Regions from separate parts of the Homo sapiens genome. Here region 2 is linked to region 1. Evidence: chromatin loops called from intact Hi-C (ENCODE). Cell type or tissue: Calu3. All regions are shown on one strand. Links, peaks and the distances in the headings refer to the core of each region. The heading gives the core; the rest is flanking DNA.

Region 1 (5,378 bases), core at 363-5,362:
TATTTATTTATTTATTTTATTTTTTATTTTATTTTATTTTATTTTTTGAGATGGAGTCTCACTCTGTCACCCAGGCTGGAGTGCAGTGACGTGATCTCAGGTCACTGCAACCTCCACCTCCCGGATTCAAGCAATTCTCCTGCCTCAGCCTCCCGAGTAGCTGAGATTACAGGTGCCCACCACCACACCCAGCTAATTTTTGTATTTTTAGTAGAGACGGGGTTTCACCATATTGGCCAGGCTGGTCTCAAACTCCTGACCTCGTGATCCGCCGGTCTTGGCACCCAAAGTGCTGGGATTACAGGAGTGATCCACCGCACCCGGCCTAAAAAAAAATTTTATTGTTTAAGTTAGCTGGGTGTGGTGGCTCACATCTGTAGTCCCAGCTACTCCGGAGGCTCAGGTGGGAGGATCACCTGAGCCTAGGAAGTTGGGGCTGCAGTGAGCCATGATCATGTTACTGCACTCCAGCCTAGGTGAAAGAGGGAGACCCTGTCTCAAAAAACCATACAAACCCCAAATCTACTTTTTACCTATTCTGGATATTTCATAAAAACGGAACCGTAGCTCTGGTCTTTTGTGACTTGCTTCTTTGACTTAACATAATGTTTTCAAGGTTTATTGCCAAATAATATTCCATTGTATGCCTATATACTACATTTTATTTACCCATTCATAAGTTGATGGCCATTTGTATTTTTTTTTTCACTTTTTGGCTATTATAAGTAATGCTGCTATAAACAGTTGTGTAGTTTTTGTATAAATGTGTTTTCATTTCTTTTGGGCAAATACCCAGTAATAAAATTGCTGAGTTGTATGAACTCTGTTAAACTGAGGGGCCGGGTGCAGTGGCTCATGTCTGTTATCCCAACACTTTGGGAGGCCGAGGTGGGAGGATTGCTTGGGCCCAGGAGTTCAAGACCAGCCTGAGCAACATGGCAAACCTTAAAAAAAAAAAAAAAAAAAAAAATTAGCCAAGCACGATGGCACGTCTATGGTCCCAGCTACTTGGGAGACTAAGGTAGGAGAATTGCTTGAGCCCAGGGCGTTGAGGCTGCGTTGAGCTATGATCACACCACTGCACTCCAGCCCAGGTGACAGTGAGGCCCTGTCTCAAAAAACAAAAAATCAATTGAGGAACTACCAGACTATTTTCCAAAGAGGCTGTACCGTCTTGCATGCCCACAAGCAGTGTCTGAGGGTTCTAGTTCCTCTAGATTCTCACCAATACTTTTTGCTATATATTTTTTTTTATTATACCATCCTGTTGGCTATGAAGTGGTTTTGATTTGCATTTCCCTAATGACTAATATTGAGCATCTTTTCATGTGCTTATTGGCCATTTTTATATCTTCTTTGGAGAAATGTCTATTCAGATTCTTTGCCCATTGTGCTAGATTTTTTTACTCAGAAAAACGATCACTTTACCTTCTAGATGTGTTACAGAGATAGGCAGCCCTGCTTGTAAACCTTCGTCAGGATCCAGAGTGCATAATACCTCTATTAGGTTAGGTAGGTTAGGAGCATAGGACCCTTTGGGAGGAATTCAGGGCCATTCATTTTATATCTATTGAACAACTACTGTGAGTTAGGGTGTGGTAAAATGAAGATGAATAAGATGTGGTGGTCCTTGCCCTTGAGTTTATGGTCTACTAGGGGGCTTGGGGGGAATGGTGAGTGACAAGTCCACAGCTCTCCAGAGGAGGTGGTGGCATATAGACGGAACTGAATGTACAAAGCGCGGTGGCATCAGAAAATGAGAGTTGCATGTGGTTTATTGAGGGGCATTGTTCAGGAAATGCCCGGGAAGTTCAGCTGGCCAGAGACCTGGGGAGTGTCAAGTGGGAGAGATTAGCAGACAGACTCGGAGAGAGGTTTTAGAAGGCCTTTCTACAGAAGGTGGTTGAACTATTTCCTGAGGGCAGTGGAGCCTTTGAAGGGGAGTAGTTAAGCGGGGATCTGATGGGATTTATTATGAACAACTAGCTGTTATGTGGAGATTGGCTGGGCAGGGGTAGGTCTGTCAGACTGAGGAGACTGGGATACTTAAGTAATGACCTTCAGAGCAGTGCCCCTGGCTGGCCTGTCTGGAAGCCAGGGTTTTGCATCCAGATCGAATATTGGCCACAGATTGGATCTTAAAAGTTATTTTTAATAAAATGGTAATATTAGGATTTTAACTTGTGCATTCTTTTGTCTTCAAAATGAAGTGCAAAAGGAGTGTTTGCCTGGGGAAGCTCTTTAGTTGGACTTTAGTTGAGATTATGTTAAATAAATGCCTTACTTACTGTTAACATTTCTCTTTTTTTCCTTTAAGTTCTGTTGGACTTGAACTGTTAACATTTCTAAAGTGAAGGGAGTACCGTAAATTCTTTTAAACGTTTGTCAGTATTTGGGTATTGGTATGGCCATCTGGTATAGGCAACAGGTATTTGTGTAGAAATGTTTCTTCAACAAGGACGGGCAACCTCTAAACTAGGATTTCGTGGCTGGAGATATTTTGGATGTGAATGTATTAACAGCTTTGGAGAGACACATTGTTAGAGATCCAGGCTGGTGACTTGTAGAACCACCGAAAGCTCTGAGACAGAAAGGGGCTAATGAAAGTCTCTAGTTGCAGTTGGGTGTGGATGGCACACAAAGACCTTAAGTGTTTAGGTGATTTGCTGCAGGCTTCTCGGCCGACTGGAAGCAGAGCACATCTAGATTGTAGTTTCTCTGGTGCCAGGGCAGTCTTAGTTGTCCTGTTATACCTAAGAAAAGGGAGAAAAATTTCTATTCTTTAAATGTTCTGTAAAGCAGACTAATTGTGATAATTTTTAAAGTAAGCTGTTCTTAAAAGATAAGATACAGAAGCCAGTTAAATTTGTATTTTAGATAAATAATTTTTTGTTAAAATAAGCTTTTGGTAATTGAAGAATAACATACATTCAGAAACGTACAGAAATCAAGTGTAAACTCAGTGAATTGTTCACAGTTGATGCACCTGTGTAAGCAGCAACCCAGAAGCCCTCTACCAGTCACTGCCTCCCCTGAGCCAAAAGAACTACTATCCTGACTTCTGAAAGCATTGATTAGTTTGGCCTGGTTTTGTTTTTGCTTTTTTTGTTTTCGTTTTTGAGATAGGGTGTTGCTTTGGAGTGCAGTGATCATAGCTCACTGCAGCCTCATCCTCTCAGGCTCAAGCAATCCTCCCACCTCAGCCTCCTGAGTAGCTGGGACTATAGGCATACGTCACCGTGCCCGGCTAATTTTTTTTTTTTTTTTTTTTTTAAGACGCAGAGTCTCACTATGTTGCCCAGAATGATCTGAAACTCCTGGGCTCAAACAGTTTTCCTGCCTCGGCCTTGCAAGGTGCTAGGAATACAGGCGTGAACTACCGTGCCTGGCCAGTTTTGCCTGTTTTTGAACTCTCTGTCAACGGAATCACATAGTGATACACATTTGCATATCTAGTGGCATTTGCTCAGCCTAAAGTGTTTTTTTTTTCCTTCCTCTTCCCCTTACAACTATTTTTTAGTTGTTTATTTTACTTCATTAAAAAAATGAAAAGATTTGAGGTATAATTCATACACAGTAAAACAGACTCGCTTTACAGGTAGTTTCAATTGTATACTGTTGTATAATCGCCATCAAGATCTAGAACTATTTCATCACCCCAAAAAAGTAAAATAAATAAATAAATAAAATAGAAATATAATAATTTGAGCTTTATCCATATCATGTGTAGTGTGTTCATTTTCTTTTTTGACAGTTTCGCTCTGTCGCCCAAGCTGGAGTACAGTGGTACAATCTTGGCTCACTGCAACCTTGGCTCACTGCAAACCCTGCCTCCCGGGTTCAAGCGATTCTCCTGCCTCAGCCGCCCCAGTAGCTGGGATTACAGGCGCACCACCACACCCAGCTAATTTTTTGTGTTTTTAGTAGAGACAGGGTTTCCCCATGTTGGCCAGGCTGGTCTCCTGACCTCAAGTGATCTGCTCCCCTCGGCCTCCCAGAGTCCTGGAATTACAGGTGTGAGCCACTGCACCCAGCCAGTTTGTTCATTTTCATTGCTGCATTAGTGCATTGTAGGAATGTACTATTCATTCTGTTGATAGACATCTAGGCTGTTTCTGTTTCCCTGCTATTATGAGTAGTGCTTCTCTAACCATTCTCATATATGTCTTTGGTGAACGTATGTGTTCATTTCTGCTAGGTATGTATGTAGAGGTAGAACTGCTGGGTTCAGCTTTAGTAGATAGACTGCCAACAGTTTTTAAAATAGTTGTACCAATTTACACCATGCCAGCAGCATATGAAAGTTCTCACTTTTCTATATACTCACCAACACTTAATGCTGTCTTTTTAACTTTAGCCATTCTTTGAGCTGCTAGTTGTAATTTAAGAAGAATAGGCCAGGCATGGTAGCTCACGCCTGTAATCCCAGCAATTTGGGAGGCCGAGGCAGGTGGATCACTTGAGGTCAGGAGTTCGAGACCAGCGTGGCCAACGTAGTGAAACCCCATCTCAATGGCTTTTTAACTTTAGCCATTCTTTGAGCTGCCGGTTGCAATTTAAGAATACTAGGCCCGGGCGCAGTGGCTCATGCCTGTAATCCCAGCACTTTGGGAGGCCGAGGTGGGTGGATTTTTGTGTTTTTGTAAAAATACAAAAATTAGCTGGGTGTGGTGGCACACACCTGTAATCTGAGCTACTTGGGAGGCTGAAGCAGGAGAATCACTTGAACCTGGGAGGCGGAGGTTGCAGTGAGCTGAGATCTCACCACTGCACTCCAGCCAGGGCAACGGAGCGAGACTCTGTCTCAAAAAAAAAAAAGAAAATAAAAATAAATAAATTAATTAAATAAAATGGCAAGGCACAGTGGCTCACATATGTAATCCTAGCACTTTGGGAGGCCGAGGAGGGCGGATCACTTGAGGCCGGGAATTCAAGACCCACCTGGCTAACATGGCGAAACCCCAACTCTACTAAAAATACAAAAATTAGCTGGGTGTGGTAGCACCTGCCTATAGTCCCACCTACTCGGGAGGCTGAGTCAGGAGAATCATTTGAACGCAAAAGGTAGAGGTTGCAGTGAGCCAAAATTGCACCACTGCACTCCAGCCTGGGCGACAGAGCAAGATGCTGTCTCAAAAAAAAAGAAAAAACAAAAAAAAAACACCAAAAAAATAGTAATAAATTGCCAAACATTTTGCAGGAGTTTCTCACCAGCAAGTTCTTGTGTTAGTTTATTTTACCAACATCTTTTGTCCGGTTTTTCTTTAGTAAAAGTATTTATAATTCTGTATTATACTTCCATAGGTAGATCATTGTTGAAAGTCCAGAAGGTTGAGCTTCCATGATGTAATATGATATGAAATCTTGTATTGCTAGTG
Region 2 (5,378 bases), core at 105-5,104, 62 kb before region 1:
AACCATGGTAAGTAGCCAAAATGCAAGGGGTATTCAAATGAAGAAAACACCCACAGCCTGAAATGTACTCAGGAAGCTGCTGCAGCACTTATGGGCATATACCCCAAAGAATGGAAAGAAGGAATTCAAAGAGATACTTGTACACCTATGTTCATGGCAGCCTTACTCACAATAGCCCACAGGATGGAAGCAAACTAAGTGTCCACCAACAGGAGAATGGATAAACCAAATGTGGTACATGCATACAATGGAATATTATTCAACTTGAAAAAAGAAGGAAATCCTGGCACAGGCTACCACATGGATGAGCCTTCAAGACATGATGCTGAGTGAAATAAGCCAGTCACAAAAGGACAAATGCTGTGTGATTTTACTTACATGAAGCACCTAGAGTAGTCGAGTTCATAAGACAGAAAGTAGAAGGTGGTTTCCAGAGGCCTGGAGAGGGGAACGGGGAGTTATCGTTTAATGGGAATGGAGTTTCAGTTGAGGAAGATGAAAAAGTTCCAGAGATGAACAATGGTAATGGTAGCACAACAATGTCAATGTACTTAATACTACTGAACTGTACACTTTAAAATAGTTAAAATGGCAAATTTTTTGTTATATTTATCCTGCCACAATATTTTAAAAAGCGGCAGGCGCGGGTAGAAGCAAGCTATGAAGAAGCTGGGCCAGAGCTGTGGGGACCTGGCAGCTGGGGGGCATGGCATGGGAGCAGGAGGGCACTGAGGACGTCTGTTCTCAGGGGATAACGTGGAACTTCCCAGGAGCGGCCCTGGACAAGTCAAAGCGTACCTCCCACTGAGTCAGGGGAGTGTGGGCCGCTCAGAGGGAGAGGCAGGACAGTACAGCAAGATCCCATTCATGTAAGGGAGATAAAACACTAAACAAGACTCTATGCTCCCATAGGAACACTCATATTTCCTAGAAGATCTGGAAGCATACTCCTGACTGTGGTTTTCATTGAGAAAAGGCTTGGAACTTGCAGTAAAGGAAAAGTTTAGCATTACCTGAATGTTTGATTTTTTAACACCAAGACTATATTTGGGTATTCATATCAAAATAACTTAAGTTTAAATGAGAAAAATTGGCTAGGTGCGGTGGCTCACACCTATAATCCCAGTGCTTTGGGAGGCCAAGGCAGGAGGATTCCTCGGGCAACATAGTGAGACCTCGTCTCTACAAAAATAAAAAATAATCAGCCAGAGCTGTGATCTCACCACTGCACTCCAGCCTGGGTGACAGAGTGAGACCCTGTCTCAAAAAAAAAAAAAAAAAAAAGAGAGAGAGGTAGAAAGAGAAAAGGATGGTGCAATAGTTTCTTAGTCTTAACCAGACTCATTAACAAAAATAGTAGGGTCTATTTTGTTTGACAACATCCACCAAAGGTTCAAGTTCTATTAGTTTTCATATACTTAAAAAAAAATCCCTCAGAAACATCCCCTTGACACATCTTTGGGGAACATGGAATGTGGAGAATTGTTTCTGTTCCTCTCCCACACCCCACCCCACCCCACCCCACCGCACCCCACCCCACCCCATGCCAACATTCTGCATCTCTGTACATCAGGGAGCCACTGGCCTTGTCAGCCTTCACACTAGGCCCACCCTGTCTCTGCTGCGGATCAGCAGCCAGTCTCCGCCTGTTGGAACTGTCTCTTGTTGTGTTTCAGATGTTAAGACGTTGTGAGAAAAGTGTGGAACTAGGAGTCAAGGAAGCTTCAGTCCTGGCTCGGCCACTTACTTATTGTTCAAAGTTGGCTTTTTATTTAAATCTCTGTGTTTCTGTTTTCTTGCTTAGAAATTGTTACAATCTATGGCTATCATAAGGTTGATAGGAGAATACAGATATTTAAGGTAGTCTGCATAGGCCAGGAATAGTGGCTCGCGCCTGTAATCTCAACACTTTGGGGAGCCGAGGTGGGAGGCTCTCTTGAGCCCAGGAGGCCAAGGCTACACTGAGCCGTGTTTGTGCCACTACACTCCAGCCTGGAGCCTGGGTGACAGAGCCAGACCTTATCTCAAAAAAAAAAAAAAGAAAAAAGACATTTTGTCTTTGGGAAATAAACACTGAAGATTAGCTTCAAATGGACAGTGGTATGGATGTGACACTTGCTTCTCCAACTAAGTTATAAGCTTATCCAAGGCATTGTCCACTGTGGCTCCCGTAGTTTTTAGACTTGTCTTCCTTGGTGATCTTGCTTTGATGTGCTATGAAAGGCTGTCCCAGCAGATGGCAGAAGAGAACTGAGTCAGGAAAAACCAGCCTGGGTGTTTGAGTGTGCACTGTGAACTGGGTAAAGCTTCTGCACCTTAATGTCCCTGCTGCAGTAGCGCTCCATATCGACTTAACCATCACTACCGAACTTCCCTAATAAAGGTGGGTCAGCAAAGGCGTGAGGGTTACCACTCAATCAAAACACCATGTCACTGAGACTCACTTAGGAAGAACTTTCATTTCCTGAGCACTTCCGTAGTGCTGGAAACAGGGATGAATACAAAATAGTCCCTGTCCCCCGAGTTCACAGTCCAGCTGAGATCAAACGAGGACAGAACAATTTGCATTTTGCCGGGCCGTCCTATAACGACAATAATTTCCTGGATGTTTTCAGGTTGCCTGCTTTAGCCATATGTTCTACACTGCCCGCTTCTCTCCAGCCCCAGTCTCAAGTCCAACTCATCATCTCTGGCCTGGGCCACAGCAACAACCTCCTAAGGGAGCTGCCTCTGCTCTTATCCACCTCCAGTTTATTCTTACCATATAGACAAGGTAATCTTTTAAAAATGCAAATGCAATTACACTGCATACCACCTACTCAAAAGATCTAATGGCTTTGTATTGACCTCATAATAATAACCCTACCCTTAATCTTACTTACAAGGCTTTTTGTGATCCGATCCCTGTTTTTCTTCTTCTAACTTTTCTGACCCTCTCCTCTTGCAATCAACTCAAGAGACTGACTTTCAGTTTCCCAAATGATTTTTATCCCCTACTGGATTTGCCCAAATTGCTTTTCTCTCTACCTAGAATGCCTTAAAACTTAAACTTACTCCCTCCCACCTACCCATCTTCCTTAACTTGGCTAACTAGTATTTATTCTTCAGCTCTCAGGTTAGATGTCCTTTCTTTTGGGAAACTATCCCTGACAGTACAAGGCTGGGAGGCATAACTCTCCTGGGTACTCCAGAGCACCCTCTGCTTCCATTCCCGTCGCATTTACCGTATTTCTTCATAATGGGTTTGTGTGTCTTCCCCTGTCTACTGTAAGCTCCTGGCACATGAGGACTTCCTCTCGCACAACAGTGTATCCCCATTTCTTGACACACATCTTGGTACAGAGCAGCACTCGATCAAAACTTATCGAGTAAATGAATAAATACATCATAAAACACAATTGATACCATCCAAGAAGTCATAAAATTCTTGGGGTACAAGATCTTAGGAGAGTAGATCATTCTGTGTGTATCAGCCATATCCCTTTTTTTTTTTTTTTTTTTTTTTTTTGAGACAGAGTCTCACTTTGTCACCCAGGCTGGAGTGCAGTGGCACAATCACGGCTCACTGCAACCTTTGCCTCCCAGGCTCAAGTGATCCTCCTGCCTCAGCCTCCCAAATATCTGGGACTACAGATGCATGCCATCATGCCAAGCTAATTTTTGTATTTTTAGTAGAAATGGAGTTTTGCTCTATTGCCCATGCTGGTCTTGAACTCCTGGAATCAAGCAAGCCACCCACCGCCCCCTTGGCCTCCCAAAGTGTTGGGATTACAGGTGTAAGCCACTGTGCCCAGCCCTCCAAAAAAAATTAATTAGCTGGGCTTGGTGTTGCACACCTCTAGTCCCAGCTACTCCAGAGGCTGAGGAAGGAGGATGGCTTGAGTCCAGGCTACAGTGAGCCGAGAATGCACCACTGTACTCCAGCCTGGGTGACAGAGCGAGACCCTGTCTTAAAAAGAAAGAGAAGAAGAAGAAGAAGAAGAAGAAGAAGAAGAAGAAGAAGAAGAAGAAGAAGAAGAAGAAGAAGAAGAAGAAGAAGAAGAAGAAGAAGAAGAAGGAGGGGGAGGGGGAGGGGGAGGGGGAGGGGGAGGGGGAGGGGGGAGGGGGAGGGGGAGGGGGAGGGGGAGAGGGAGAGGGAGAAGGAGAAGAGGGAAAAGAGGAGGAGGAGGAGGAGAAGGAAGAGGAGGAGGAGAAGAAGGAAGATGAGGAGGAGGAGGAGGAAAAAGGAGGGGGAGGAAGAGGAGGAGATGCAACTAAAACAATAAGAGGAGGAGGAGGGTAAGGGGGGGAGAAGTGGGGGGAGAAGGGGAGGGGAGAAGCGGAGGGGGGAAGGAAGAGGAGAAGGAGAAAATGCAACAGGAGGAAATGCAATTAAAACCACATGAGGAAGGAGGAGGAGTAGGGAGGACGGAGGGGAAGGAAATCCAACTAAAACCACAGGAGGAGGAAGAAGGAGGAGGAGGAAGCAAAGAGGAGGAGGAGGAAGGAGGAGGAGGAAATGCAACTAAAACCACAGGAGGAGGGAGGAGGAAGGTGAAGGGGGAGGAGGGAGGAGGAGAAGAATAAGAAATGCAACTAAAACCACAAGATACCTCTTTTTGCCTGCTGAATCGGCAGAGATCAGAAAGATACGGTAATAATGACAGCTGGACAGGGGAGAGTTTAAGTAAACAGACACTCATCCACTGCTGGGGCTGTAAATTGGAACAACTGTTCTGTAGGGCTACAGCCCTAAAAATGTCCCATGTGTTTCCACCAGAAATTTTATTTCTAGAAATGGATCCTGAAGAAATAATCCAATGTGCAAAATGAATGCATCAATATGCATTGCAGTGGCACTCATACATGGAATATGGAAATTGCCTAAAAGTTCACCCATGAATCCAAACAACTTTCCTCTTGCTCACCCATCAGTCACCTAAGTCCTTCAGGCAAGTGTTAAAAAACAAAGCACCTCTCTGATGGCCAGTGATGATGAGCATGTTTTCATGTGTCTGTTGGCTGCATAAATGTCTTCTTTTGAGAAGTGTCTGTTCATATCCTTCGCCCACTTGTTGATGAGGTTGTTTGTTTTTTTCTTGTAAATTTGTTTGAGTTCTTTGTAGATTCTGGATATTAGCCCTTTGTCAGATGAGTAGATTGCAAAAATTTTCTCCCATTTTGTAGGTTGCCTCTTCACTCTGACGGTAGTTTCTTTTGCTGTGCAGAAGCTCTTTCGTTTAATTAGATCCCATTTGTCAATTTTGGCTTTTGTTACCATCGCTTTTGGTGTTTTAGTCATGAAGTCCTTGCCCATGCCTATGTTCTGAATGGTATTGCCTAGGTTTTCTTCTAGGATTTTTATGGTTTTAGGTCTAACATTTAAGTCTTTAATCCAT

What was found. Peaks named below come from ENCODE experiments on the same cell type or tissue, not always from the same donor. Only the 100,000 strongest peaks of a DNase experiment are listed, where the experiment ranks them.
Region 2: a loop joins it to region 1, with 2.9 times the contacts of the local background. A loop is called at or near these places in 3 of 110 quality-filtered maps.

Annotation. Positions count from the first base shown.
Region 1 is chr15:90,985,005-90,990,382 of GRCh38, reverse strand. The region is part of intron 1 of PRC1 (protein regulator of cytokinesis 1); the gene reads left to right. PRC1-AS1 (PRC1 antisense RNA 1) reads right to left here. Exons shown (of 4, transcript NR_051984.1): 4 at 1,759-2,753. Among named protein-coding and RNA genes, the nearest start is that of PRC1, 6.8 kb to the left of the region's middle. In Calu3, for the core only: no CTCF peak of the experiment used is centred there; a DNase peak (open chromatin) is centred at 3,362.
Region 2 is chr15:91,046,875-91,052,252 of GRCh38, reverse strand. No RefSeq gene overlaps it. Among named protein-coding and RNA genes, the nearest start is that of VPS33B-DT, 27 kb to the right of the region's middle. In Calu3, for the core only: a CTCF peak has its summit at 2,234 (motif pointing right); a DNase peak (open chromatin) is centred at 2,252.